3 separate regions of the Homo sapiens genome follow, and regions 2 and 3 are each linked to region 1. A link is a loop called in an ENCODE intact Hi-C map of the cell type or tissue named here. Cell type or tissue: endothelial cell of umbilical vein. All regions are shown on one strand. Region 1 overlaps LINC02542 (long intergenic non-protein coding RNA 2542). Region 2 overlaps LINC02542 (long intergenic non-protein coding RNA 2542). Region 3 overlaps LOC105377871 (a long non-coding RNA gene).

Evidence for each region. Hi-C counts contacts between places; a loop is a spot of excess contacts. Peaks named below come from ENCODE experiments on the same cell type or tissue, not always from the same donor. Only the 100,000 strongest peaks of a DNase experiment are listed, where the experiment ranks them.
Region 2: a loop joins it to region 1, with 4 times the contacts of the local background. A loop is called at or near these places in 2 of 110 quality-filtered maps.
Region 3: it touches region 1 in a loop (5-fold over the local background); 3 of 110 quality-filtered maps call a loop at or near these places.

The regions. Positions count from the first base shown.
Region 1 is chr6:81,977,932-81,985,931 of GRCh38, forward strand. All of the region lies in intron 3 of LINC02542 (long intergenic non-protein coding RNA 2542), which reads right to left. Among named protein-coding and RNA genes, the nearest start is that of LINC02542, 120 kb to the right of the region's middle. In endothelial cell of umbilical vein, no CTCF peak of the experiment used is centred here; a DNase peak (open chromatin) is centred at 4,120; H3K27ac peaks cover 513 bases.
Region 2 is chr6:82,037,184-82,045,183 of GRCh38, forward strand. The region is part of intron 3 of LINC02542 (long intergenic non-protein coding RNA 2542); the gene reads right to left. All of the region lies in intron 2 of LOC107986617 (a long non-coding RNA gene), which reads left to right. Among named protein-coding and RNA genes, the nearest start is that of LINC02542, 61 kb to the right of the region's middle. In endothelial cell of umbilical vein, a CTCF peak has its summit at 3,567; a DNase peak (open chromatin) is centred at 3,568.
Region 3 is chr6:81,462,434-81,470,433 of GRCh38, forward strand. All of the region lies in intron 4 of LOC105377871 (a long non-coding RNA gene), which reads right to left. Among named protein-coding and RNA genes, the nearest start is that of TENT5A, 290 kb to the right of the region's middle. In endothelial cell of umbilical vein, a CTCF peak has its summit at 3,629 (motif pointing left); no DNase peak of the experiment used is centred here.

The sequences.
Region 1 (8,000 bases):
AAAATATTTCCTTTTTATATCCCTATTCTATAACTTTATTAACTTTTTTATTTTGCTTTTTAAACCTTTTTGTTAAAACCTAAGACAAAAACACACACATTAGCCTAAGCCTTCACAGTATCAGGATCATCAATATCACTGTCTTCCACCTCTACATCTTGTTTGGCTAGAAAGTCTTCAGAAGTAATAACATGCATGGGGTTGTTATCTATGATAATAATGCTTTCTTCTGGAATACCTCCTATTGGACTTGTTTGAAGCTGTTTTACTGTTAACTTTTTTCTTATAAGTAGAAGGAGCATCCTCTAAAATGATGATAAAAAATGAAAGTGTGGTGAATACATAAACAAATAACATAATTGTTTATTATGATTACCAAGTATTACGTATTGTACATAATCCTACGTGCTATACTTTCATATGAATGAGAGCACAGTAGATTTGTTTACACCAGCATCACCACAAACATGAGTAATGCATTGTACTATGACGTTACAATAGCTATGACATCACCAGGCAATAGACATTTTTCAGCTCCATTATAATCTTATGAGATGACTGTCCCATATGCACAATGTCTGACCAAAACATTGTTTTATATTATTACAGTCTCATCACCAAAAACAAACCTACCATGTGAAGATTAACATTTCTTTGCAACTCTTTTTGTCTTTAGAATATATTTAATTTAAAGTGTACAATCAGAGTACTGTGATCCAAGTTACTTGAATCCATTATTCTCATATATATAGTTGTATTATCACTTTGACAAAAAGATTCATTTATTTCTACTTGTATTAGTTTTTCTTCATTTTTAAAATTTCATTTTTTCATATTTACAAACTTTTACATGATACAAATATATATAAAGGTAAGCTCAAAAAAGTTATACTCTCAACCTATCAATCCTGTCCCACTTGCACCCAACCCTAATATATAATCATTTTTATTCAATTCTGGGACATTCTTCTTGAATTTCTTTTTTTGCAAAAACTACATACTCTTTTTCACTTATATTTCTTCACAATGCTACCATACCATATACACTTCTTATACTTTGCTCTTTCTACTGACAATATATCTTGGCTCAAGTCAATTTTATGTTATATTTACTGGCATATCAGTAATATTTACTGTTTCTTTCTCTTGGTATTTAGGAAGGTTTTGATCTTCTTCCAGTGGTTACCTCTTTCTAATATTGTTTGTAATGTCTTCAGTCCACTTTTGCCTTTCTGAGGCTTCTACTATTTGGTTTGTCAACTCTAATTGATATACTTGGACTGCACATATTACCTATAAAGCAATAAGTTTATTCTTTCCACCTTCTCCTCACTTTTCTCTGTGTTTCTGGGGAGTTGTCTTATTTCTACTTTGTCAGATTGTATAATGCTTATACACTCTTTCTCCACTATTTGTTTTAATGTTAGGACTACACTGAAATATATTCCATGTATACTATCAGTTCATTTGCCAGAGTTTTTCTAGTCTTCTGTTGGTTGGATAAAGCTTAACTTCTTGTTCTATTTGTGAATATACCACTCCTTCAGTTCTCACACTTTATCTTCAAAACTGTTTTTATATAGCATTGGTGGTTTAACACTAACTTGTCTAGATATAAAAGCTTTCACTCACACTTCCTGTTCTTGCTTTTAAAAACTCTTGTTTCAAAGTTGTTTTGCTTTGTATCTTGCTGTCAAGAACTCTGATTTAAACTTTATTTCTTTCTCTTGTAAATTATATTGTCTTTTTGTCTGGAACACCTGAGATTATTTTTTAATCATTAAAGTCTAAAAGTTCATTAGCACATATTTCTGAGTTGATCATTCTAAGTCACTTTTAGTCCCACATAGGTGGATTCAGGTTTTTAAATTTATAATAAAACAATAATTTTAAATAACATTTCTGTTATTCCACTGCTTTGTTTTTTTCTGATTTAAAGACTCCAATTGTATGTATGTGAGATCTTCTTTGCCTATCTTCTATAACTATCACTTGCTGATTGTTTCTTTTTCTTGTTATTTTCACTCTCTTGGCTATTTTAATTCTCTTCCTCAATTTCCCTTGTGATATTTGTCATTGATTCCTTTCTCTCTTGGTTACCCTGTAGCTTAGTTTTCATTCCTAAAATGATTTTATCCTTTTTTTTCCTATTTCTTTCTGGATTTAGCTTAATTCTCATATCCTTTCGCCCCTTTCTTCTGAATATTTGAGTTTCTATTGGGATGGGCTTCTTAACATATGAAAATAATATTATTTAATTCAGTTTTATTACTCTTCACGGATTTTTCTTAGAATTTTCATCAGTAGGAACATTTTGATTCTTATTTTCCATCTTCTTTATATAGTAACCTTTATGGTTGTTGTTTACAGTAAATATCTTGTATTTTCTGGATTAACAATAAGGAATAATTCTGTGTTGACAAATGTGAGACATTTGGTGGCTTACTAGTTTTTTAGTTCAAGAGCACCCTCTTCTGTTGATATAATAAAATGTAATTTTATTAAATGGCACCATTTTTTAAGAGAAGAATTGGTTTGACTTTATTTTATTTTATTTTATTTATTTATTTTTTTGAGATGGAGTTTTGCTCTTGTTGCCTAGGTTGGAGTGCAATGGCACAATCTTGGCTCACTGCAACCTCCACCTCCTGGGTTCAAGCGATTCTCCTGTCTCAGCCTCCTGAGTAGCTGGGATTACAGGCATGTGCCACCACGCCTGGCTAATTTTTGTATTTTTAGTATAGATGGGGTTTCTCCATATTGGCCAAGCTGGTCTCAAACTCCCAACCTCAGGTGATCCGCCTGCCTCAGCCTCCCAAACTGCTGGGATTACAGGTATGAGCCACCACGCCTGGTCAGTTTGACTTTTTATTAAGTAATCTTCTTTTGTTTATTTGGATCCTATTTTCCAATGATTTTTTTCTCTTATTTCCTTCACCACCAAGTCCTTTCAATTCCCCACAGATGGGACTCTTCCAAGATTTCCATCTTAGATCCCCTGCATTTTGAGCCACTTCCTTTTGAATTCCTGCAGCCAGCATTCTGACATACGAGATGATTTTTTTAATTCATTGTTTTATCACCGCTAAACACCCCGCCTTCCTTTTACCATGAAGTCTCCACTTGATTTCCATTTTGATGTGTGCTCCAGAGTTGTCTTTGCTGGTTAGTTTATTTCCCCTCTTTCATGTAAATGAAATTTTTGGTATCTTTTATCTCCTAGTTATGTGGTGGGCATGGGTCCATAGAGTTTTACTTGCTCTCCTTATCTGTATAGTTTTGGGAAGATGTTTGGTTTTTGGTTTAGGTAGCTATCATTTTTCTTAAGTTGTAATGTTTCACAGGGGTCTTTTCTAGAACTCCCTTTTCACTTTTCACAAATGCTGAGTGACCTCAACCACTTCTATTCCTTAAATTAAAGCTTATAGACTGATGACTAACAAACTTTATTTTGTTGCTGGGCTCCACAGCTTTTGCTAATAACAAACAAGGTATCTCAATAGGACATAGCACAGTTGCCCCCACTTCACATAAACAAAACTAAATTATGTTTTATTCTTCACCCTCTCTCATACCTGCTCCTCCTCCTGTGTCCCTCATCTTAGTAAATGGTGTCATATCACCCTCCCCAACATACTTTGTTATGGTTGCCTAAGACAGAAAGCTTTCTATCACTCTGGCCCCAGTCACTCTCTAAGTACTAAGTATTCTACCTCCAAAATATCTCAAAACTGTCTTCCACCCTTCTCCAAATTCAACAGTTTATGGCAGCATCACCTCTTGACTGGATTACTACAACAGCCTCCAGTTGAAATTCTTGCTTTCACTTTTGCCTCTTTCATGCCACAATCCACATAATTTTGATAAACATTTCATTTAATTATGTCATTCCCCTTCCAAATGTTACACTGCCTTCTTGATACAGTCTAACTCTGTTAGAATGATCTAAGTGACTATACATAACCTGATGACTGCTTACCTCTTTAGACTTCTCTTTCATCAATCTCTGCCCTCACCTCTTCCCTTCCACTATGAAACACACAGAAACAGAAACAGAACAGTCTCCAAAAATGGCCACAACAATATTTTTAGTTCCATATGCTGTTCCAGAAGCATGCCATTCCCCCTCAAGAAGTGAAATCTAGTTTCCTTCCCCCTGAACATGATCCAGCCTTAGTGACTCACCTCTAATGAATGAAATGCCATTATAGTGATGCTGTATAGCTTACAAATAAAATCAGTACACCTTCGGCCTGGTGCACCTCCTCTCTCTCTCTCTCTCTCTTTGCACATATATGTTATGCCTGGTTCATGGTAGGTATTCCATAAATTATATTTTCTATCATTCTCATGTTTCAGATTAAGAAACTGAGACAAGTTAGAAAGTTCAATAATTTTCCTAAGGTCACATGGCTAGCAAGTGGCAACGCTGAAATTCCATCTCAAGTCTGTTTGTCTGCTGAGCCCATGTACCAGTATGGCTTGATTCTCCACTCATCCTTGTCTTATTTTATTCTTTGGCGTTTATCCATTATATTCCTTGTTCTAGCAAATCATACTTTCAGATACTTTCAGAAAGCTTAATTGAAATTTAAGGATGTAATTGAGCAAAAGAAAATCACTTAATGAGAGATTAAAAATGAAATGTTATGTTCTTATAGAATGCCTTTTGGGAAAGCAGTAAACAATATTTTCATGTTATAATATTTAAACACGGATGTGATCTAACCAAAATTCTATTATTATGTTGAGGGGGGAGATAGGGCTAAGAGGAGTGAGAGGTGTTTCAGAAGGATAAGTCTTCATTTACTATGGAGGGAAGTCAACAGATAATGTCTAAAATTGATAAGCCAAAACAGCTATATAGCCATATTATGTAGAAAAAAAAAACAAGCATAGTTGAAATGCCTGTGGATAACAGGACTTGGAGGCTAGAAAAGAGGTGGAGTAAAAGACTAATATTTCCATTACAAACTTTTAAGAAATATTTGAGTTCATAAAAATGAATGTGTATTTGATTAAAAATAATTAAAATAGATTATTTACCCATCTGGAATTTATATTGTGAGTGGGGTGAGATAGAGATCCAAACATCACAGTTTTCCAACTGCCTGTCCAGTTATTATCTAGGCCAATTTTAATTACAGTACTTTCTTTCTTCTCGCATATTTGTAATTTGAAGGAACACCAATAAATATGAAAATGTGGTGTCATACACACACTCCGTTCTTTCTTTTTTTAAGGTCAATGTCATGCTCTTAGATAATTTATGCCTGAATTTCTTCAAGTCACACATGAAATGCTCAGAGAGGTCACAAACATCAGGTGAAATATGAGAACTGGATCTTTAGAGGACTTAGGTGATAAACATGCTGAGAACATTTGCTTCACATGAATGTTGCCTGTGCCCCCAGCTGCCCTCTACTTAATGTGAATTAAAAGTCTGACACACAAATGGCCAATGAGTACATGCAAAAGTATTCTATTAGATTGGTGCAAAAGTAATTTTGTTGGTAATGGAACAAATAATAGAAACAAAAAAGTAATTTTGTTTCTATTAGTTTGATGCAAAAGTACTTTTAATGGCAAAAACCTCAATTACTTTTGCACCAACCTAATACATCATTAGTCACTGGGGGAAAATGCAAATTAAACCCACATTGAGATACTAGTATACATCCACCAAAATGAATAAAATTTTAAAATACCTATAGAGCTAAATGTTGCTAAGGATTTGGAGAAACTGCAATTCTCATAAACCGATAGTGAGAAATTTTCCACCACACTGGAAAATTTGGGAGAAGTTTTTAATGAAGTTAAATGAACATCTGCTCATATAGCCAGTAATTCCACTTTTACGTATTAAGCAAAAATAAATGAAAATATACATTGGCAAAAAGATTTGAAGCATAATGTTTAAGTCACTTCATTCACAATAACCAAAAACTGGAAATAGCCCAGGTGTCTGTTAAAATAACAAGTAAACTGTGACACATTCATACAATAAACTACTCAGCAATAAAAAGAAAAAACTACTCATAAAATCAACACAGATAAATCTCAAAAACAGTTTGATAATTGAAATAGCTGTTATGTGCTAAATTGTGTTGCCAAAAGTTCATATGTTGAAGTCCTAACCCCCAGCACTTCAGAATATGTCCATGTTTGGTGGCGGGGCCTTTAGAGGTTATTAGGAAAAATAAGGTCTCATGGATAGGCCCTAATCCAATATGCTGGTGACATTAGAAGAAGAGATTAGGACATGGACAAAATATAAACAGAGGGGTGACCATCTCTGAGGTCACAGTGAGAAGGCTGCCATCTGCAAACCAAGAAGAGAGGCCTCAGAAGACACCAAACCTGCTGACACTTTGATCTCAAACTTCCAGCCTTCAGAAAAATCAGAAAATAAATTTCTGTTGTTTAAATCACTCAATCTATGGCATTTTGTTATGGCAGCCCTAGAAAACTAATACAGAAGCCTTACACAAAAGAGTACATACTGAATTATTCCAATTATATGAAGTTCTATAACAGGCAAACTATTCTAAGGTGAAAAAAATCAGAAAAGTAGTTACCTCTGAGGGGTGGGTAGGGGATTATTTGGGAAGGGGCATTCCAGGACATTTTGGAGTGGTGGTAAAAAAAAAAAGTTTGGGTTACACAAATATATACATTGATCAAAACTAATGAATGTCTACTTAAGATTTGTGCATTTCATTGTACATAAATGCTATATCAAAAGAGAAAAACTAGAAAAGTTATTGGACCCCACTTCTGACATTAGATGTTGTATGGTTCCCATTTCTTCTCTTTTCACTACAATCGCAAACCCAAGCACCAGCTGTGCTATTGATATTTTGCATTTTGCATTTGCATATCTGCTAAACTCAGCAAGGTGAAATTTGGTGGCTGAAATGCCTGGGCTGTGTTCATTAGCCAAGAGAGGTGAGTTGAAGAATGAAGCTGAATTGAGAGGTGACATTAACTTTTTATTCCCAGAAAAAAAAAAAACTCAATTGTAACACCAGCCAAAAGCATTTGATCTTCAGTTGAAATAAATTTAGTAGATCAAAAATCTCAGCATATAAATCTATAATATTCAGGGCCCTGAGTTGAACATTATTAAACTGAGAAGGGCTAATTCTCAGAATTATTTGAGGAGCAAGGAAATAGAAATTTGCAAGAGACCAGGTGATAGCAGCAGGACCTGTTCATGTAGTCTGGCTTCCTACAGTTACAACATGAGAAAGCCTCTGACTCTGGTTCAATGTTCAGACACATTTTGGGAAAAGGGGAAGAAAAACTCAAAGGTTCTATCTATGTCCTCCATCCTATAAGTTATCTAGCTTGTATTCTAGATGCTAATATTCTACTTTTTGAGAAATTCTACCCTTTGTGCCTTTCAAGGGATTCAGCATTAATTTCTCAAATTGCCTTAGGACATCTGCTACATAATCTCCTTGGCATTTAGATTCTTTTTGGCCCATGTATCAAGTTTCATTTGTTTCTGAGTGAGTTCAATCTTTTTTTACTTCACTAAGATTTCTTTTTTTTTAATATACTTTAAGTTTTAGGGTGCATGTGCAGTACGTCACCAAGATTTCTTATTTCACCTGAAGGAAATGGGTGGGAAGCCATGGCTCAGGATGACCCATGCAGCTATGGCTCCAAAAGTCTGATCGTAGAAGAGGAAAACAAACAGCAGTTCTGAATCTATGAGATTTTGGATGAGGCATTAAATATAGTATTTTTAGGTTTATTATGAGAGTCCTTCTCACAATACTCAGCTTTTTGAATAAACCTAAAAAAAGTACTAAGCTTTCAAAATATTTGAAGAAAAAATTGTCTAGCTTTCAACTTGACAGCACTTCTGAAGAAATCTCTTACTGCCTGAACTCCTCACTTTTCTCCTCTTTATTCTTTTGTAAATAAAAAGATGTTGCTTCGAATGGGCTAGAAGCTCAGCATGGTCCATAGAATGAAAGGTGCTAGAAATC
Region 2 (8,000 bases), 59 kb after region 1:
ATACGTTTAACACATTTGTAGAATGAATTTATACTTAGGGTTCTGGCTAGCCAAAACTGAAATTTGACACAGCTGGCAGGTGAACCTAAGTGAACCTCACCCTACTCCTAGCCCAAACTCCTTCATATCTATTCTACAATCGTTAACCTAACTAAGGGTTAAAAGTCTCCTTGAAAAAAATACTCAAACCATGTCCACAATTGGAATTTATGCCTTACTTCTGGTGCATGAAATGAATAGTAGATGAATAAACTAAGTTGGGTGAGAAATCAGGCCTAATCTGCCTTAATTCTGGTGCATTTTCATAGAGCACATCACTTTATCTTAGAGTATCCTTTACTCCTCAGCCTCAGGAGTAAGGACATAGGTGATTGCAAAGATCAGCAGGGAGCTGAATTCTGGAGCCTAGGAGAGATGATGGCCACTGTGCCCGCTCAGCTCTCAGCTGCAACAGCATCCTTACTCCTCAGGCTTCAGCTCAGGGGGAGATTAAAAAAAAATTGTGGAAAAGGATTCTCAGCATGGTAAAGACAAGGACAGAAATGCTGGAGCATCTCAGGCTCATTGCATTCCTAGACTGGCACAGGGAACTAGAAATGATCCACACAGATCATGAACTCACAGAGGACACCTCGCAGTGTGTCCTGGAAACAGGAATGGGATTCTCACGGGAATAGAGTTCCTACATGAAAAAAAAAAATGGCTGCCATTAGCTAGTAAATTTGGTTTTATTGTTTAATCTGTCATCATTTTGTCTGAGACTAGATGTGGAACCATTTGGAAAATGAATGAATGAATAATCACACTTAGTAAAACTGAATTCTTAGAAAATAGGTTTTTTCCCATAGTAGATGTTAAATATTTTAGTAAAGTTTAACAGAAAGATATTTAAAATTAGAGAACATCAGAACCAGGGAGCTTAGTAAGTAACCAATCTAAACCCCTTGCTTTGCTGGTGAGAGAACTTTCCAGTCCTATGGCTAGTTGTCAACCAATGGCATCAAGATCGGTAACAAGACCTGCTGACTCCCAGTAGTGTAGCTTTCTCTGTATGTACCAGAACAGACATTCTCTAAAGCATGATGTGAAAATCAGTTTCCCTTGGAGTCAAACTGGAGCCATGAGATACATGCATACTGAAGGGAATCAGGTTTGAGCCCCAGTGGCCAATTCAAGCCAATCAGCCTTAACGGCTCCTACAAACGGACAAGTCAAGTATTTTCCATTCCCAGTAAAAGAAAGTTAGAACTACATAGTATCTCAAAACATTTGATCTTTTCTTTAATAGAAGCCACAGCAAAAAGCATGCTGCCCTTAAATCATCACAACTCAGAGAAAAATGAATTTGAATTGCATGGACTTTGAGAGGCTTTTATTTCTAGGATTTTTTTTTTTAATTAAGGGGAAAAAGAAAAAACAGAAAAGGAAATCTGTGGATAGCAATAGCAAAAGGATAAATTTATCTGGAAATTTTCACTTGGCAACTGAAATTCTGCTTGGAAATCAGAATTTTTTTTAATTACAAAGGAAATTTAGTTGTAGTGACAGTCTTTCATACATCCAATAAATATGTATTAAGGGCCAACATCCTTCCAGGAACTGTGCTAGAGATGGAAAAAATCGCAAGAACCTAATGGAGCTAAGCCCAGGCATATGGAGGCGGACAGCATGGAGGGCTTCTCGTTGCTGAGTCTTTAGGGACAACAGTTGTTAACTACATGAAGCCTGAGTTGAAGGGTATTGCAGACAGAGGCAAAAGAGAGCACATTGTTCCAGGAACGGAAAGAAGCCCAGTGAGCCTGGAATGCTGAGCGTGGGAAAGAGGTGGGGTGACAAAGGAGGCTGGAGGGTAGAGGAAAGACCACCTTGGGAATTTGAGCTGGGTCCAAGGGTAAAGACCTATCAGAACTATCAAGAAATTCTTATATGATCTGATTCGTATTTTCAAAATAATCAACATTAAATGGCTTTTAGTCTAAGCACATAAGATGCTCGGTTAAACTTAGAGATACTGTTTTTCACCTATCAGATTGGCAAAAAGAAAAAAGTTTGAGAGGGGTGAAGAAACAGGCATTTTCACACATTTCTGGCAGGAGTAATATCAATTTGGTAATATATATTAAAATTAAAAACACACATACCTTTCACCTAGCAGTCCCAGTTCTCGAGCTCTGTCTTGCAGTTATGTTCACACTCACGTAGACTGACATATGTACAACTTTATTCATTTCAGCATTGTTTCTAGTAGCAAACTACCGGAAACATTAAATACCCACTAAAAGCAGGTTGGCTACATTGTCAGCACAATATGATACACTTGCACTTAAAAAACAAAAAAGAACTTCCATAAATGGAAAGGTCACCAAGATACAACACATATTTTTAAAGTACAAAACAATGTGTACAGCATGGTATCTTTATGTAAAAGGGGAAGACATATTAATATATTTTATTGGATATGTATATAACATTTATGGGATAACACACACACACGAAATCCTCACCATCATTGTCTGTGTGGAGAGAAACTGAGTGGCTAGGAGATAGGGGTGCAGGGATCCTTTCTGGTGGATGCCATCTTTTACGATCTTTGCCCAAAGTGTTTCTAGGAGTGATGTAAGCAAAGCCAAGGCAGAGTGGGTTGAGGACTGGACTGATTAGGAAGTGATGGCCATGAGACCACTTTCAGGAAGTCTGGTTGTGGAAAGGGACAGCAATAGGGCAGGGCTTAGGGTGAGCTGAAGGAACAATGTCAGACTGAGAAAAGTCTCTTTTTGACTGAGAAACAGACACAAAATTATTTATAAATACAGACATAGAGAGAAACAAACGTGAACGATATAGGATAAAGAAGGCAATATTGAAATAAAGAAAGGGAGGAAATGGAAATACTACGAACTTCCAAACAAGCGCAAGTCCAAGGATTATAGCTTTCCTTTTTTCTTTCCTTTTTATCTGCCCTCAATTGGCTTTAGAATCATGGTTTGTACCAAGCAGGACTCACGAAATGTTTTTTTACCCTTTCATATCATGCTGCCTGAGCTCATGCTTTGGGGTAACTTCCTTCATTTGTTACCATATGGCACATCCAAAAAGATATGCTATAGCAGACACTGCATGCCTGAATCAAAGCAAGATCCAAGTGGCATACACTTACCTGGATAGTGTATGCAATAATTCTACAAGCCCTACAGCCCTCACTGTCCCTAGAGGGGCAGAGAATGTCAGTCCTCCCTGTTCCTCCTTGGCCTCTTCGGACTGCCCAGTCTTGAGTCTCTGGCTGCTGGTGAATCCTCCACCAAGGGCAGTGCTTCCAGCACGACCAGACCCCCACTCAGTATGCAGGACTATACAGTATACAAGACTATACAGTATACAGGACTGAGTGTGGGTCTGGACCTGCTGGAAGCATAGCCCTTGGCAGGACACAGCCCCACTGTCTAAGTTTCCAGTGCTTTCTATGCCCCAGCATAGAAATTCCTAAGTTTTCAGTGTTTTCTATGCCCCACCATTCCAACCCTCTTTCTGGCATTTTCTAAGTGAAAAATTTGTCTCACACTCCCCCTAGTGACAGCCTCAGGAAACCTTTTCATGGCCTAAAGCACAGCTCATTGACAGCAAAAAGAGCCAGCCCTGAATGCTGCTGATTGTAGGAATGGGCACCTCATTTCCCCACTCCCCACCTGACACATATGCTGCTGCTGTTTTCCGTGATTAGAAAGAAATATTCGGCAAACCCAATATCTAGAAATTAACAGACTGAAGGGAATGAGTGTCTGTCACAGAGTAAACAAGCTCTTCCTTGTTTTGTGAGAAGAAAAGTGTTAGAAGCAGGAAGACTGTATACATAAAAAAGGAGAAAGGGGGAATGTGGAATATGATAGATCTGTCCCAGTCTGCACTAGTGATCCCAAAGTCAAGGCAGTGAAATCACAGCCACACTTAGAGGCTCAACTTGAGAAGACAGACATCTCAAGGTTTAGTGAACTAAGACAGGGAGGAAATGGAAAAATTTCCTGTGGAAATTTCCTCCCTTTCTTAATCTGCAATACCCTTCATCCCAGTACCTGTGGAACAGGCGGCTGAAGGATGCCATGATGGCAGCCAGTAAATGTTTGAAGGGCTGAAATGTGGAAGATTAAACTTCCTTTGTTTAGAGCAACTCCAAATCAGTGGTTCTGAACCATCTGAGGGTCAGTTTGCGAATTGATGAATCTATGGCCTTTCTCTGTAGAAAAATGTAATTTCTTATTACATGGAGAGTCACAGAAAAAAAAAAAACATTAATGGCCAATAAACACAAAAAGAGATGCTCAATTTCCCTTAGAAATTCAGGCCAAAGTAACAGGGATCTACCATTTTCTAATCTGTCAATTTGGAAAAGATTCAAAAATTTAACAATACAAAGTACACTTGACCCTTGAACAACATGGGTTTAAACTGTGCAGTTGCACTTATATGTGAATTTTCTTCTGCCTCTGCCACCCCTAAAATGGCAGGACCAACCCCTCCTCTTCCTCAGCCTACTCACCATGAAGATGATGAGGATGAAGGCCTTTATGATGATCTACTTCTTAATGAATTGTTACTAAATTTCTACTTATGATTTTCTTAATAACATTTTCTTTACTCTGGCTTACCTTACTGTAAGAATATAGTATATAGTACATATAATATACAAAATTTGTGTTAATTGATTATGTTATCAGTAAGGCTTCCGGTCAACAGTAGTCTATTAGTAAAATTTTGGGGGAGTCAAAAGTTACAGGTGGATTTTCAACCGCATGTGGGTCAGCACCCCTAATCTCTGCATTGTTCAAGGACCAACTCTATTGTTACGAGTGTGGAAAAACAGGTACACTTATGCTATTGATGCATTATAAACCAGTGCCATCTTTTCAGAGAATGCTCCATACGTTAAGATCTCCCCCATGCCATAGCTTTAGTTCACCTCTAGGCCTATGGTTTTCCAATGTAAATCAGCCATTTAGCTCAGATCCATTTTTAATATTTAAACATAAATAATCAACTGTCAGCTTGACATCTTTACCTGACTGTCTCAAAAATTCTTGAAATCCATCCATGTTCAAGACAGAACTCAAAACTCTCACAAAGTTGGTCTCCTGATAGCATTCCATGGTGGTATGTAGCAACTCCATCCATCTAGTTGCTGTAGTTGGAAATCTCAGCAACTTGTGGGCATTTCCCTCTAACTACTTCTCCCCACTTCCCATGTCACTACACCATTTAAGCAATCACTTCTCATCTGGGTGACTGTAATAATTTCCTAGCTTGTGTCCTAACACTCACTCTGCTCCTCTGATGGCTATCGTCATTGCAGTCAGAGTGACCTTTTCAAAACTCAAATCTAAGTTTACCAATCCGTATGCTTAAAGTCCTGCCATTGCTTTTAAGATAAAGACAAAAATCCTAAACACAATCTGCCAACCCTACACAGACTCATTTCTAACTACCTTTCCAGCCTCCTCTACCTGCTTCTTTCCTTCATTCTCACACTGTAGCACTCTAGCTTCTTTCTCTTCCTTTGAAGTTTTTTTTTTCTTTTTCCTGCTACAGGGCCTTTTTATATGTTTCTTTTGTCTAAAGTGATCTCCCTCTCTTCATCTAGTTAAGACTTATTCAGGACATAATCTCAGTTCCCTGGAGAAGGCTCCTGTCTCCCCAGTTCAGCTCTATGTTCTTTTCTTACTTGTATATGAAATCATGGGACGATGTCTTTTTCTTCATGGCACTTACAGCAATTTGTAATGATGCCTAATCTATGTGACTATTTTAGTTCTATCTTTTCTATTACCAAACCATAATCTTCATGTCAGCAGAGACTTTCTATTTTCCAGTATATGCTACTTATCTTGAAATAGTGAGAGATGGGCCCTGTGTATGTATGTGTTTGCTTGCATGTGTGTGTGTGCCAGAAAATACCCAAAAGTGTTAACAGTGGTTATCTCTAGGTGATGCACGTTAAACTTTTTATTTTTTCTGCATTTTGTATATGTTATGCAATAGGTCTGCATTTATTTATAACCAGACAAAATCAATAATAATTGTACTGTTAAAAGCCTTCATTAACTGAATTTCAGAGGAAATGCCTACCAGCTACCTACACCAAAAATAAGTGGACCACAAAGGATTACCAGAAAAAGTAAGAAAAATTAGCATCATGAAAGAGAGTGTCTAAGATAAAATAACTAGCTATGGAGTAAACAACAGGACAGAAGAGGTATTTTTTTTTTTAAATCTCAATTGGTATCTTCAGAGACATTTGAGGAATATCATTTTTATAACTGGTATGAAAAAGAGGGCAATCAGAAAACAAGGTATTTATCTAATTAAAAATATATTTGAGGCCAGGCATGGTGGCTCACGCCTGTAATCCCAGCACTTTGGTTGGCCAAGGCATGTGGGTCACCTGAGGTCAGGAGTTCAAGACCAGCCTGGCCAACATGGTAAAATCCCATCTCTACTGAAAAATAAATAAATAAATACAAAAATTAGCCAGGCATGGTGGTGCTCACCTGTAATCCTAGCTACTTGGGAGCCTGAGGCAGGAGAATTGCTTGAATCTGAGAGGTGGAGGTTGCAGTGAGCTGAGTTTGCACTGCTGCACTCCAGCCTGGGCAACAAAGCAAGACTCTGTCTCAAAAATAAAAATAAAAATATATTTGCATAAGGGCAGTGAAAAAGCTGCATAATAAAATCTATAAATCTGAAGTCAGTGAGCAGAAAGAGAAATAAAGGCAGTCTCCCAAAACAGAAAAAATTTAAAGAAATGGGAAATATGAAGATAAGTTTAAAAACATAGAAAACAGTCCAGGTGATCTAACCTATGTCCAAAAAGTGCTTAAGAAAGATGCTGTAGGAACTATATAGAAGAGTGGTTGAGGGGGGGAAAAGAAGGGAAGAAACAGAGAGGAAAGAAGGAAGGAAGGAAAGAATATAACAGTAATATAAATATTGGCAATGTGAAAACACTACAATAAATAAAATCAGGTCAAGGGAAGTGAGAAGTGTAAGTACACTAAAACTTTCATTTCTGTGGGAGTTAATAGATGCTGTGAATCTATAAATCAAAACACAGTCCTTCAACTACCAGAAAAAAACTGAAAATAATAATATAACCAACACATTTAGGAAATCAAGAAAGAAAAATAGAATTGTTTAAATTTATTTTAATCCCTCATCTTATAAATCACTGGGTTAATGCATGTGGTCTAAAGTTGATAAATTGGGAACTTAAAATTATAATGTCAATTCCAGAAAAAGTAAAAGACAATGGGACTACTTCTGGGGAGTAGGACTAACTTAACAGGAAGTAGTAAGGAAGAGATCTTTACTTCTAATTTTATACATTTCAATATCTTGTAATTTATCTGTGCATATGTATACATGCATTATTTCCAAAATGTTTTTTAAAAGTTAAAGTAATTTGAGAGTCTATGAATGCTGTCTTTGAGTCCAGCAATGCCTCTAAAAGATTGTATAATGAAGCACTTGGTGAAGTCTAGCTCCTTTCAGAATTGACTTCACCAAGTGCTAACATTAATGTGCTAGCTTTTACCAAATATTGCTTTGAAAAACCATAAAAAATATTTTCTTGTTTACTGTAAAACTTGTTGAGGACATCATTAATGACATGAATCATCATTCACTGTATAGGGGTCCTTGAGTGAATCTCTTCATGTCAGTGCTAAAATGAAGCTTGCTTCTGCTCAAGAATTGTTTTGCTCTCTCCTTGGTTATGTTCACCTTTTTCACCAAGAGTGAAACTTGAAGCCCTACCCCAGTGTATTAGTCTGTTCTCACACTGCTGGTAAAGACAACCTGGGACTGGGTGATTTATAAAGAAAAAGAGTTTAATGGACTTACAGTGCCACGTGGCTGGGGAGGCCTCACAATCATGGTGGAAGGCAAAAGGCATATCTTACATGGCGGCAGGCGAGAGAGAATCAGAGAGCCAATCGAAAAAGGAAACCCCTTAT
Region 3 (8,000 bases), 520 kb before region 1:
ACCCAGCAGAAAAGAAGAAATAACAAAGATCAGAGCAGAACTAAATGAAATGGAAACAAACAAAAAAAAAGATAAATGAAACAAAAAGTGCGTTGTTTGAAAAGATAAAGAAGATTGATAGACCATTAGTGAGATTAACCAAGAAAAGAAGAGAGAAGATCCAAATAAACTCAATTAAAAATGAAACAAGAGATATTATAACCAATACCACAGAAATACAAAAGATCATTCAAGGCTACTATGAACATCTTTATACACACAAACTAGAAAATCTAGAGGAGTTGGATAAATTTTTGGTAATATATAACCTTATAGATTAAATCAGGAAAAATTGGAAACTCTTTACTGGCTAATAACAAGTAGCAAGATTGAAATAATAATAAAAAAATTGCCAACAAAAAAAGTCCAGGACCAGATGGATTCACAGCTGAATTCTATCAGACATTTAAAGAAGAATTGGTATACTTCCTACTGAAATTATTCCAAAAGATAGAGAAAGGAAATCCTCTCTAAATCATTCTATGAAGCCAGTATCACCCTAATACCAAAACCAGGAAAGGACATAACAAAAAAAGAAAACTACAGACCAATATCCCTGATGACCATAGATACAAAAATCCTCAACAAAGTACTAGCTAACCAAATCCAACAGCATATCCAAAAGATAATACATCATTATCAAGTGAGTTTCATACCAGGAATATAGGGATGGTTTAACATACACAAATTAATAAATGTGATACATCATATAAACAGAATTAAAAACAAAAATTGCATGATCATCTCAACAGATGCAGAAAAAGCATTTCATAAAATCCAGCACCCATTTACGATAACCCTCAGAAAAATTGGCATAGAAGGGACATACCTCAAAGTAATAAAAGCCATCTAAGACAAACCCAGAGCCAACATCAAACTGAACTGGAAAAAGGTGAAAGCATTCCCCCTGATAATTGGAACAAGCCAAGGATGTCCACTTTCACCACTTCTATTCAACACAGTACTAGAAGTCCTAGCCAGAGCAATCAGAGAGAAGCAAAAAATACAGGGCATGCAAATCAGAAAGGAGAAAGTTAAACTGTTGCTTCTAGCCAATATGATCATATACCTAGAAAACCCTAAAGACTCATCCAGGAAGCTCCCAGATCTGATAAATGAATTCAGTAAAGTTTCAGCATACAAAATAGTGTACACAAATTAGTAGCACTGTTATATACCAACAATGACCGAGCTGAGAATCAAATTAAGAATTCAATCCCTTTTACAAAAGCTACAAAAAAATAAAATAAAATACTTAGGAATATATTTAGCCAAGGAGGTGAAAAATCTCTGCAAGTAAAACTATAAAACACTGGTGAAAGAAATCATAGAGTCCATATTCCTTACTGGCTTCCAAGGAATGCTGTAGCTATTTTCTACAGACCATACTTTCAGTAGCAAATACATAAATATGGTCTCATGATTAAAATGTGGTCAGGTTTCTTTCAAAAGTTATATAAAAGGTAATACTGATATAGAGGTATTCAACACACAGTCATTTATAATAGTGAAAACCTAGAAATATTCTAAATGCCTAACAACAGAGCTAATTTGAAGGGATAATATTTGATATAACAGTATATTTTCAGAGTTTTAAATTTCATGGAAAAATCACTAAAATATACAAAGAAAAACTATGTTATGAAATTATACACAAACTATACAGGAATACCCCAATTACATTAAGATGGATAAAAATAGACTAAATGTGATGCAGAATGTTTACTGTGATTATGACAGATTTTGTGATTTTGAGCAAATTTAATTTCTTTATAGATTTTTGTATTTTTTATTTTATATATTTAATACTTTTGCCTTTATAATAAGATAAAATTTACTAAGCAAAATAATGTGTTGTATCTGATCACATATGCCTTTCTAATATTTGTGTCAGGGCACACTACAAGATTTAATCCCCATTAGTTTAAACTTGAAATTCCTTAGTTTATCAAAAAAAATTTTAATAAAGATTTATATGTGTATTTCCCACATCTTATGATGAATTTCATGTCCTCATTGCTCCTTATGTATATGCAGAGTAGTACCTTCTTTAATTTGTCCAAAAAGCAACATAGCTCTGTCTCTCTCTCTATATATATATATATATGTATACATATGTATATATAAAATACATATCACACACATATGTATATATAAAATCATGTATAATGATGAAGCTGTACTTATCCTAGAGATGCAGGTTGGTTTAGTATTTTTAAAAACATAATAAAATGATGTGATTCTCCATGAGATAGGGTCTAACAAGTCAAATTCCCTAACACCATGACAAATTACTTGTAATTTTTAAGTAAAAGCCTTCACTCCTCCCCTCCACTAATCCGTGTTAAAATCGCCTCAAAATCCTTCTCCTTATCCACTAAGGATTCATTCAATAAAATAGAACACATGTTCCCTAGGAAATTAAACTTATAGAGAATAAACTGACAACGTCCACTTTGAGTCTTAAATCCATGTGAAAGTTGTACGCAAAAATATGTGAATGGATGAGTTGTCAGCTGGCTCATTAGAAAACGGATCTTTCTAAAGACATTTGGAATGGAACGAAGGATTTATCCTCTCAAGAGTGTGCTACCAGGTGTGGTAAAGATCTATCCAAGGCAAAGAACAACTTTAATTAAGATAAATCCTTTCTAGAGCAGAAAACACTAGGGATCTCCCTGTTGGGATACCAAAAACTTCAACCAAACTTGTTTTTTTGTGTGTATTTGTCTGGAGAACTGCTTAGCTCAATCATACTCAGTCTTTTGACACCACCAAAGAATTTTAGTCTGATGCTTTTACTCTGATGCCCACAAGTACTCCATCCAATGCTGTGACAAACTAATACTCAATCCTGACTACGTATAAAAATTACCTGCTGAACTTTAAAAAAATATTTGATGTTTGGCACTATTTAGAAAAACTGAATTAAGTCTCTGAACATGGATTCAGGACATAGTCATTTTTATAAATAGTGGCCAGAGAATTCAAACCTGTAGCGAGGGTTGAATTTCACTGTAATAACCCACCAACTTGGCTCACCATTGCCTTGAACAAATTCGAGCACCTTAAGGTACTGACATTTTAATAATGATCAAAAATTTAAGCCAAGTTAATAGGATTTCAGGCACCAGTTATAGCCCAAAGAGAAAGAAGGGGAATAGAAGGAAGGGTAAAACATAATTTTGAAAAAAGTAGTAACTCCTGCCTATAAACATAGGCAAAATACATGGTCCTCTTCTTATCTATTTATAATGGTGATTCTCTCTTATTTTAGAGTTCTAGAACTGTAAAATCCATTTGGTCCAAACTCAATAAGTATATGACTTTCTATTCTATCTGAATTTTTCAGACAGACTGGGACTATGCTATGCTGACCAGAAAGTCTAAGACTACAGTTAGAGGGGTATATGTTTGTGACATACATTGTCCCAAATTTCCAAGAAAAAGTATCAAGTTGACAGCATAAGCATTTTAATCCTGTCAGGTATTTTCCCCTGTTCTGTCAAATCTAACCCAGATGCCCTACAACCTTCAATTTTCCACCCACAGACAATCATCTTTTTAGCTTGCCCTCTGGTGGCCACTATTTCCTTCCCAAAGCTACACTTTTTTTTCCCCTCCATTCAACTTCATTTCACTAGAGGATTTACCAATAAAATTCAAGATTTCCAGTTAAATTTGATTTTCAGATAAAGAACAAATAATTTTGGACATACTTTCATTTAAACATTATTTATTGCTTATCTGATATTCAAATTTAATATGGGCATCTTGTTTTGTTTTTGTTTTTGTTTTGTGTTGTGCTGCTGAATCTGGCAATCATATAGCAAATATATGCTGAAATGCAGTGAAACATTTGAAAAATTTGCTTGGCATTGGAACTATGGCAGTATTATCAGACCTCAAATTAAATTTACAATCAAACCAAGAAAAGAAGACTCCCAATTTTTAAATTTTTAATTATGAGGGAAAAATGGATAATCAAGCAATCTTGATGAAAATCTCTCTTAGCATTTAGAAGATCAATTAAAGAAAAAAATGGATTTGCAAACATTATTATCAATATGACTTTTTTATTCAATGTTCTTGTAAATTACTTTTTCGTTCAGTAAAAATTTTGTGGATTAAATGCAAAAGTTACAGGTTAATCAGTGATATTTACTTTTAAAGTTAAAATACAGGGAAAAGAAGACTATAAAAATGACATTTTATTTTACATCACCTTGTTGTCTACATGGACATAGAATTTTCAGAAGTTTTATCTGTAGTCATTTTGAGCCCACAGGTTTTAATTATTTTATTAAATAACTTACCTAATAATTAGGAGTTTAGGCCGTTAGCTTTTTTCAGTTTTACTATTTTTTTCTATAATTTCAGGTCTGTCTTTTAGTGAGAGATAGGAATTCCTAATAAGATGTTAAGTTACATGATGGTGTAAAGTTGTCATTCACTTCCTCCATCTCCAGCCCCCATAGTACTGGAAACCTCCTGCCTACCCAAGAAGTACTATAGTGGATTGCATAGAAGGTGTGGGACTTTTAAAAATGGTAAAGAGAAATTTCAACATTTCTTTATAATTAGATAAAAAGTGAGAGACATCATGCTAAGATTAGTCAGTCTTGGGCACCCAGTGAGCTAGGCAAAGACACACTTGTCATCTAAAACCAAAACCCCTAGAAGACAAGCATGTATAGTAAGATAGTTGTACAAAAATATTTATAGCAATGCTGTAACTGGAGAATAAACAGAACAAACCAAAACTGCAAATGCTAATAATCATTATCAGTATGATATATAAATAATTGTCATATAGTCATATACTGAAATACTATAAAACAATTAAAATGTACCACTGTGGCAAAGAGTGATAAGCAAGGAGGATATGCATGTGTAGTGGAAAGCAGTATATGAAAAATATCTGTACCTTCCTCAACTTTGCCATAAATCTAAAACTGCTCTAAATCATAAAGTGTATTAAACAGAAATAAATAGTAATAAATGAATGTTTATACACATAATAACACAGGCATAATATTGACTAAAGATAAGCAAGACACATAGCATAAGATATTGTTCACCTTCACAAATAATTTAGTAAAACTACATGGAGACAAGGAATGAAAAATACAAAATCCAGATGGCAACTACTTCTTAGGAAAAAAAAACAAACAACAAGACGTAACTGTAGAAGGAAACACATCAAGTTTTAATTTAGTGGTAATAGTCTCTTTATTAATGTGGGTATTGGTGGTCACTCTATCATGATTTTTCATACCATCCATATACTTTAAAAATACTTTTATTATCACATCAATGTACATTTTAAAAAAGAATAAGCAAACTTCCTCATCTCAGATTATTTTTTGCTATTTGAACATATATATATAAAACATATATAATATATATATGTTATATATAACATAACATATATTATATATAACATATATTATATTTAATATATATATTATATATGTTATATTATATATGTTATATTATATATGTTATATTATATATGTTCTATATATTATGTATGTTCTATATATTATATATGTTATATATATAACATATTATAATTTATTATATATGTTCTATATATGATATATCATATATAATATATATGATATATAATATATAATATATGATATATAATATATGATATATAATATATAATATATGATATATAATATATATAATATATATGATATATAATATATATGATATATAATATATCATATATGCTATATAAATATATATAACATAACATATATGTTACATATAATATAACATATCATATATGTTACATATAATATAACATATCATATATGTTACATATAATATAACATATCATATATGTTACATATAATATAACATATCATATATGTTACATATAATATATATCATATATGTTACATATAATATATATCATATATGTTACATATAATATATATCATATATGTTACATATAATATAACATATCATATATGTTACATATAATATAACATATCATGTGTTACATGTAATATATATCATATATGTTACATATAATATATATCATATATGTTACATATAATATATATCATATATGTTACATATAATATATATCATATATGTTACATATACTATATATCATATATGTTACATATAATATATATCATATATGTTACATATAATATATATCATATATGTTACATATAATATATATCATATATATAAAATTTCAAGTTGGGTTATTTAAGTTTATTTTAGGAAATATGTTTAAATCACAGATTCTATAGCTCTATTTAGACTGTTTTCAATCACAACTTGAAAAATCCCAAAAATATATATTAAAATGTCAAGGATAAGTTAAAATTGTGTGAAAGACTGAAAAATAAATCTGCGGTTCTGCAGACACTGCTGCTGATACACAGACAAACAGGGTCTGGAGTGGACCTCTAGCAAATTCCAACAGACCTGCAGCTAAGGGTCCTGTCTGTTAGAAGAAAAACTAACAAACAGAAAGGACATCCACACCAAAAACCCATCTGTACATCACCATCATCAAAGACCAAAAGTAGATAAAACCACAAAGATGGGGAAAAATCAGAGCAGAAAAACTGGCAACTCTAAAAAGCAGAGTGCCTCTCCACCTCCAAAGGAAAGCAGTTCCTCACCAGCAATGGAACAAAGCTGGACAGAGAATGACTTTGACGAGTTGAGAGAAGAAGGCTTCAGATGATCTAACTACTCCGAGCTACAGGAGGAAATTCAAACCAAAGGCAAAGAAGTTGAAAACTGAAAAAAATTTAGACGAATGTATAACTAGAATAACGAATACAGAGAAGTGCTTAAAGGAGCTGATGGAGCTGAAAGCCAAGGCTTGAGAACCACGTGAAGAATGCAGAAGCCTCAGGAGCCGATGCGATCAACTGGAAGAAAGGGTAAAAGTGATGGAAGATGAAATGAATGAAATGAAGCGAGAAGGGAAGTTTAGAGAAAAAAGAATAAAAAGAAACGAACAAAGCCTCCAAGAAATATGGCACTATGTGAAAAGACCAAATCTGCCTCTGATTGGTGTACCTGAAAGTGATGGGGAGAATGGAACCAAGTTGCAAAACACTCTGTACGATATTATCCAGGAGAACTTTCCCAATCTAGCAAGGCAGGCCAACATTCAGATTCAGGAAATACAGAGAATGCCACAAAGATACTCCTCGAGAAGAGCAACTCCAAGCCACATAATTGTCAGATTCACCAAAGCTGAAATGAAGGAAAAAATGTTAAGGGCAGCCAGAGAGAAAGGTCGGGTTACCCACAAAGGGAAGCCCATCAGACTAACAGCGGATCCCTCGGCAGAAACTCTACAGGCAAGAAGAGAGTGGGGGCCAATATTCAACATTCTTGAAGTAAAGAATTTTCAACCCAGAATTTCATATCCAGCCAAACTAAGCTTCATAAGTGAAGGAGAAATAAAATACTTTACAGACAAGCAAATGCTGAGAGATTTTGTCACCACCAGGCCTGTCCTAAAAGACCTCCTGAAGGAAGCACTAAACATGGAAAGGCACAACCAGTACCAGCTGCTGCAAAATCATGCCAAAATGTAAAGACCATCGAGATTACGAAGAAACTGCATCAACTAATGAGCAAAATAACCAGCTAACATCATAATGACAGGATCAAATTCACACATAACAATATTAACTTTAAATGTAAATGGACTAAAGGCTCCAATCAAAACACACAGACTGGCAAATTGGATAAAGAGTCAAGACCCATCAGTGTGCTGTATTCAGGAAACCCACCTCACGTGCAGTGACACACATAGGCTCAAAATAAAGGGATGGAGGAAGATCTACCAAGCAAATGGAAAACAAAAAAAGGCAGGGGTTGCAATCCTAGTCTCTGATAAAACAGACTTTAAACCAACAAAGATCAAAAGAGACTAAGAAGGCCATTACATAATGGTAAAGGGATCA